Linked DNA regions of Homo sapiens: region 1 is linked to region 2. A link is a contact called in ENCODE Hi-C or POLR2A ChIA-PET data. All regions are on one chromosome and are shown on one strand. The core of a region is the stretch at or near the end of the contact, and the rest is flanking DNA. Distances in the headings are between cores, read along the strand shown. Region 1 overlaps PROX1-AS1 (PROX1 antisense RNA 1). Region 2 holds the start of PROX1 (prospero homeobox 1).

Region 1 (2,700 bases), core at 106-2,605, 53 kb before region 2:
AGCAGGGAGATTAATACTGAATGGGTCGAAATGAATGGCGCTTACTAAAACGAGGTCCAGATACTTTGGCTGCAGTGAAACATAAATAATGGGAATGACACATCGTTTATTCGGGATAATGAGTTGATCCAGAGTAGAGGCCTAGGACAAGAGATTAAAGATTAAATATCCATCTCCTGATGAATATCAGTAGCCAACTTTAACCTTTTCCTTCCAAAAGTACAATTTTACTTGAACCATTCTATGTGCTTATGCCACAGTACAGAAATAGGATCCTCAGAAAACAACAAATGCCACTTGAATCATTTTCTTACCCTGGTGGAAAATATTGTCTCACGTTTTATGATAGGAAGGGGAATTTTATTTCTAGGCTATAAACCTCTAGATAGTGATTTTTAAAAATAGATTCCTCCCCCCACCCCATATTCTGCATTTGAGAAATCTTGTTTAGGGACTCTTCTCGCATCTCCTCATTAACATCCATTCAACAATAAAGTTTTTCAAAAGAAAAACAAAAGTGAGACTGGCACAACCCAACACAGATTTCACATCACCAGTGAGCTCTATAGAATGATAAAACGAGACAAGCATTCAAAATCTTCTCATCCAAACTCGTCATCCCATCGGTGAGGAAACTGAGGCCCGTGGCCAGGATGTGTCCCAGCCAGAGTCCCACAGCTAGTTAGAAACGGAGCTGGGACTAGTACCCGAGGCCTTCTGGCTTCAGGCCCCGACTCTTCCCACTGCACCCTGCTGCCTCTTTATCCCCTCAAGTTGGAAATAATGACCAAAGCAGCTTGCTGGAAGAGCCAGCACCCCACATGCTAAATTAAAGCCCTGAATTCATGAAAAACTTAGACTATTGGAAGCACTGAATACATAAGAGCTGGAAACGGAAAAGGGGGATGGGAGAAGCTGGAGCAGCAGGGAAAAATAGAAGAAGAGGATGCAAAAGGAACAGACAGCAATCACAGATGCCCGCGATGCCAGACCACAGGCCCCGCCACCTGGGTGTGATTTTAGAGCAGTCTATTGGTGGCCCTTCCCTCTCAAGGGGCGAGAAGACCCATGGCAAGAAGGAATTTTGTCATTTGCCCATTTCTTGGAACTAAGTAGCTGCCCACTGTCAACAAGCCAAGACCAAGAGAGTGGTCTGTGGCTCGTAGATACCAGTGGAGTGGGAGAACAACAAGATTCAAATGTGGCGTTAAAAAATAAAAGAAAGAAAAAACAAACAGAAAAACCCAGGCTACCAACCAGGCAGGAGCAGGAAACCATCACAGGTTAATTCCACAGCCACTCACCTACAGAGAGCAAGGTCAGAATTTGGCTGGCATCCCGTGTGATATCAGTTTGGTGGTTTCAGTCTATGCTCCAGGGAACATTTGTCTCGGTGCCAAACCAACAAGCATGCATGGTTGGCAGGCTGTCCACTGGAGGCCAGGGATGAGGAGCTGTGGAAGTGTATCTATTTTCACTTTGCAAGTATTTGCATGCCAACACCTCGGCCATTGTGGCTCTTTGGAGAAAGAGGGGAATTTATGCTAGAGAGCGAGGCTGTGTTCAGACAACTTACTCCACATTGGGGTGCTGGAGCTAGCAGTTCCATTCCCTCTATCCTCTTGCTTTGGTGAGTATTCTGAAGTTTATCACTTTGTCAGAGGTGAAAATAATTGAGCTACTTCCTAGATAAGAAAGGTATTACTGGGACCACCTGCCAGACCTTCTTAGCAGGTGAGAATTCTTTTTGTGGTTGCCATGTGTATCACAGATTTCCACTTAGATGGGGTAATCAAGAGAAAAAAAGACAAGATATTCACAAGATGTGCAAGTGCCATTTAGGAAAAGGAAGGATGTGTTCAGTAGAAAGCATTTAAGAGGGGTTCTGAAAGGAGGCCAGCATTCATTCAGATCTTTATTTGAGCAGTGAGCATGCTCAACCATAAAGACCCAGAAAGAAACACCACCACCTAGCCTCCCTATATTAAAAGAGTTCCCAAAGGGAGTACCCACTAGTAAGCAGATACACTAATATTTTTTCCAAGAGAGATGAAAAAATTTGATGCAAGTAATTATGGAAACAAGAAGAGAGTAGCTATGGGTGGAAAAGAGAAGAAGGTGGTAGAAGGACTTCCCAAAAGAAGCATCATGCTTTCATTGAATCATTTCATGATGTCCAGCCCTAGTTGAGGTGATGGTTAGCAGCAAAGAGCAGCAAACAACATGGTGCTGTGCTAGGGATGATGTCAGGTTAGAGTCAGAAGGATGATGCTATGTAGACCTTGAACCTATCTGCAAAGAACTTCCAGTTCAACACTCTCGGTACTTAGAAACACAACCCACATTTCCCAGGTGTCACCAATATTCCCTTGTGGATGGGGTCTGTTAGTAGATCTGACCATGGAAAGACTGTAGTCTACAAAGAGAGGTAATTGCATCTTTACTTCTCCAGAGAAAATTTAGTGATTTGAAAAAGCAAAGATGGCTGCCCTCAAATTAATCCCTGATGGACCAATGGTAAGTTGAGCTTGGGAATTTCTCCCAACCTGACATTTAAAAATGTCTATCTACTAGCAAGTAGCTATTGAGGCTTTATAGAAACTCCCTAAATTGCCTCTTTTCCCTCCTATTATCAAATTCTCAGCAAATTACATGATCATTTTCATAGCTTCCAAATGACGTGTCTATATGGTTGTGAGA
Region 2 (2,700 bases), core at 135-2,634:
GTCACGACACAGCATGATTCAACCTTTGATCTGATTAAATTTGAGGGACACACGAAGACTACTTGTCCTCCTCCTACTTACAAAAATGAGTGTCTAATAGACTATGTATGAATGTTTCTGCTTCGCAGCTCTTGCAAGTCCCAGCTTTTATAGGATCTTTAGGTCATAAACGCGGCTGCTTTATTAAAAGCCGTTTACTGTGCCCGGTGAAAGGGACGTTCTAGCTGCGGCTGAGGCTCGCTTGCATTTGTAACTTGCAAAGCCCAAGGAGATCTTTAAGAGCCACATTATCTAAAGAAATTTTGCTGGTTATTTTTCAAGCAAGAAATGTCAAACCAAAGTAAATTTTCTAGGGCTTTATTTTAGAGCCTGCGATTTATGCGTTTGAAATTTCTTGCCTAATAAACTTTAAAGTTTGTTGCCCAGGCGTCAAAACTGTGTAAATCCTGTATTGAACAGCTATCTTTGGTCTTTCTGGGGCGAGTGAATTAGTGAAGGGTAATCGCCAGATGTTTGCAACATATATATTTTTAAAGGCTGCTTTACCTACAATCCAACTAATGTCAGAGGTAACCAAGGGTAAATATTCCTCTTCCTGATAATTTGGACTGGAGATAAACTGGGACTCAGCCAATGTTGATCTTCGTCTAATAACAGATGCAGCGGACCCGATGTGAAACCTCTGGCACCTATTATTTTAATACCAAACCTACCTGTATTTTATTGTCCACCTCCCCTTTAAAAGGAACCAAGGGTGACACGTATCCTTGACACTACCTATGATCGTTTAAAAAGTGGAATGATTTGCAGATCCCCCCCTCCCTCCTCCTATGCCACCCCCACCCCTAAAACCCCCACTTTTTCTCCCGTATACTTTTCCGTGCCTTCCTCCACCCAAGTCGGAGGAGCGCTCACTCGCTCGGCCACTCGGCGAACTCGATCAGCTGTATCTGGGAAATGAAAAAAGAAAAAGAAAAAAAAAAAAAAAGACCTGCGTCCTGGAAGAGCTAGTGTGAGCCGGGCGCCGCTCGCGCCGTCTCCCGCTTTGCATAGTGCCCGCAGATGGCTCGCTCCGGCCCAGGCGCGGCGATCCAGTCGTCCCGAAGCTGTGGCAGGGTGGGGGTGGGGGTGGGGGCCGGGGATGGAGGCCGGGGAGGGGGAGCGCAGGGCCCCTCTCCCCTCCTCTCTTCCCAGCCCCTCACCCCCACCCCTTTTATATTTTTTTTTCCTCCCAAGTTCTCTTGCCTTGCTATCCCCCCTTGAATCCGAAGGCGCCTCGCGATTGGGTGCTGGGGCCGGGTACGTCAGATAGACTGTGACGTGCAGTCTTCCTGTTTCCTTCAGCTGTGTCTTAAAGTAAATCTTGTTGTGGAGCGGAGCCCTCAGCTGAGGGAGCGCTCTGAAATAATACACCATTGCAGCCGGGGAAAGCAGAGCGGCGCAAAAGAGCTCTCGCCGGGTCCGCCTGCTCCCTCTCCGCTTCGCTCCTCTTCTCTTCTTTACCCTTCTCCTCTCTCCTCCTCTGCTGCTCTCTCCTCTCCTCCCGCTCTTCTCTCTCCTCCTCTCCTGCTCTCTCCTCTTCCCTTAGCTCCTCTTCTTTTCTTCTCCTCTTCTTCCCTCTCCTCGCCTCTCCCCTGCTCCTCTTCTCTCGTCTCCCCTCCCCTCCCGCCTCTCTCTCCCCTCTCCCTCTCCCACTCGCCCCGCTCGCTCGCTCGCTGTCGCACAGACTCACCGTCCCTTGTCCAATTATCATATTCATCACCCGCAAGATATCACCGTGTGTGCACTCGCGTGTTTTCCTCTCTCTGCCGGGGGAAAAAAAAGAGAGAGAGAGAGATAGAGAGAGAGAGAGAGAGAGAGAGAGAGAGGCTCGGTCCCACTGCTCCCTGCACCGCGTAAGTATCTTCTTCTTCCCCTCGTGAGTCCCTCCCCTTTTCCAGAATCACTTGCACTGTCTTGTTCTTGAATGAGAAAGGAAGAAAAGAGCCTCCCATTACTCAGACCCGTGTAAACATTATTCCCCCCAGGAGAAAATGGTGTTATTCAAATGAATCATAATAAAATAGCCTCTAAACAGTTTCTAAGCGGGAGCCTCCGTGGAACTCAGCGCTCCGCTCCTCCCAGTTCCTAAGAGTAAGTGATCCTCTTGGCTTTTATTTCTTTCTCTTTCCTGCTGGTGGCTGGGGGTGGCGGTGGCGATGGGGGGGAGGCTGATGTTGCTGGACTTGTCGCTGATCTTGTCACCTTTTGTGTACTGTTTCTGGGGTGTGAGGAGGCGTTTGCTCCCTTTCCTTCTTTCTCCTGCTCTCTCTTCTCAGGAGAGAGGACCGCGAGAGGGACCGGGTCGCTTTTTTGTTCGTGGAGATCCCCGCTTTCCGCCAAACCCCATCCTTCCGATCTCCCCAGGCTAAAACTCCGGGGCCGGTCCCCTTGTCCTTTCTCTTTGTCTTGTTTATTATAGCTGCCTTTCTTCCCGGCTCTTCCAATTTGCTTGTCATTTGCATACCTTTCACTTCTCCTTTTTTAACCCCAGCAGAGGACCGGGAACTGGGAGGAGGAGAGAGGGAGGTGGGGGGGCGCTCTGTTACTTTCGTCTCAAAACGCTGTCGAAGCCGAATTGTGGAAATCCGGCTTGGAGGGGAGCGGTGATGGGTCCCGGGAAACGCGCGCGGCGCCCCTCTTCCGAGCTCCTGGACCCAG

The links. Hi-C counts contacts between places; a loop is a spot of excess contacts on that map. ChIA-PET counts read pairs that join two places held with the same protein, here RNA polymerase II (POLR2A). Pooled maps may share reads with other maps.
Region 1: a map of thyroid gland shows a loop between it and region 2 (3-fold over the local background). The contact joins the enhancer-like site here to the promoter of PROX1 in region 2. A Hi-C loop is called at or near these places in 6 of 168 maps with a recorded cell type or tissue (HCT116, cardiac septum, heart right ventricle and 3 more) and 2 of 50 pooled maps. POLR2A ChIA-PET finds 5 or more read pairs at or near these places in 7 of 52 experiments (A673, BJ, H1 and 4 more).

What each region holds. Positions count from the first base shown.
Region 1 is chr1:213,933,461-213,936,160 of GRCh38, forward strand. All of the region lies in intron 2 of PROX1-AS1 (PROX1 antisense RNA 1), which reads right to left. Among named protein-coding and RNA genes, the nearest start is that of LINC00538, 10 kb to the left of the region's middle. Within about 2 kb of position 1,356, at least 3 of the 41 ENCODE cell types and tissues checked have a DNase peak (open chromatin) inside an H3K27ac peak, as active enhancers do; they include thyroid gland, where a contact is called at or near this core.
Region 2 is chr1:213,986,589-213,989,288 of GRCh38, forward strand. It overlaps PROX1 (prospero homeobox 1), which reads left to right and starts at 1,385. Exons shown (of 5, transcript NM_001270616.2): 1 at 1,385-1,895. RefSeq lists enhancers at 1,762-2,265, 2,266-2,700.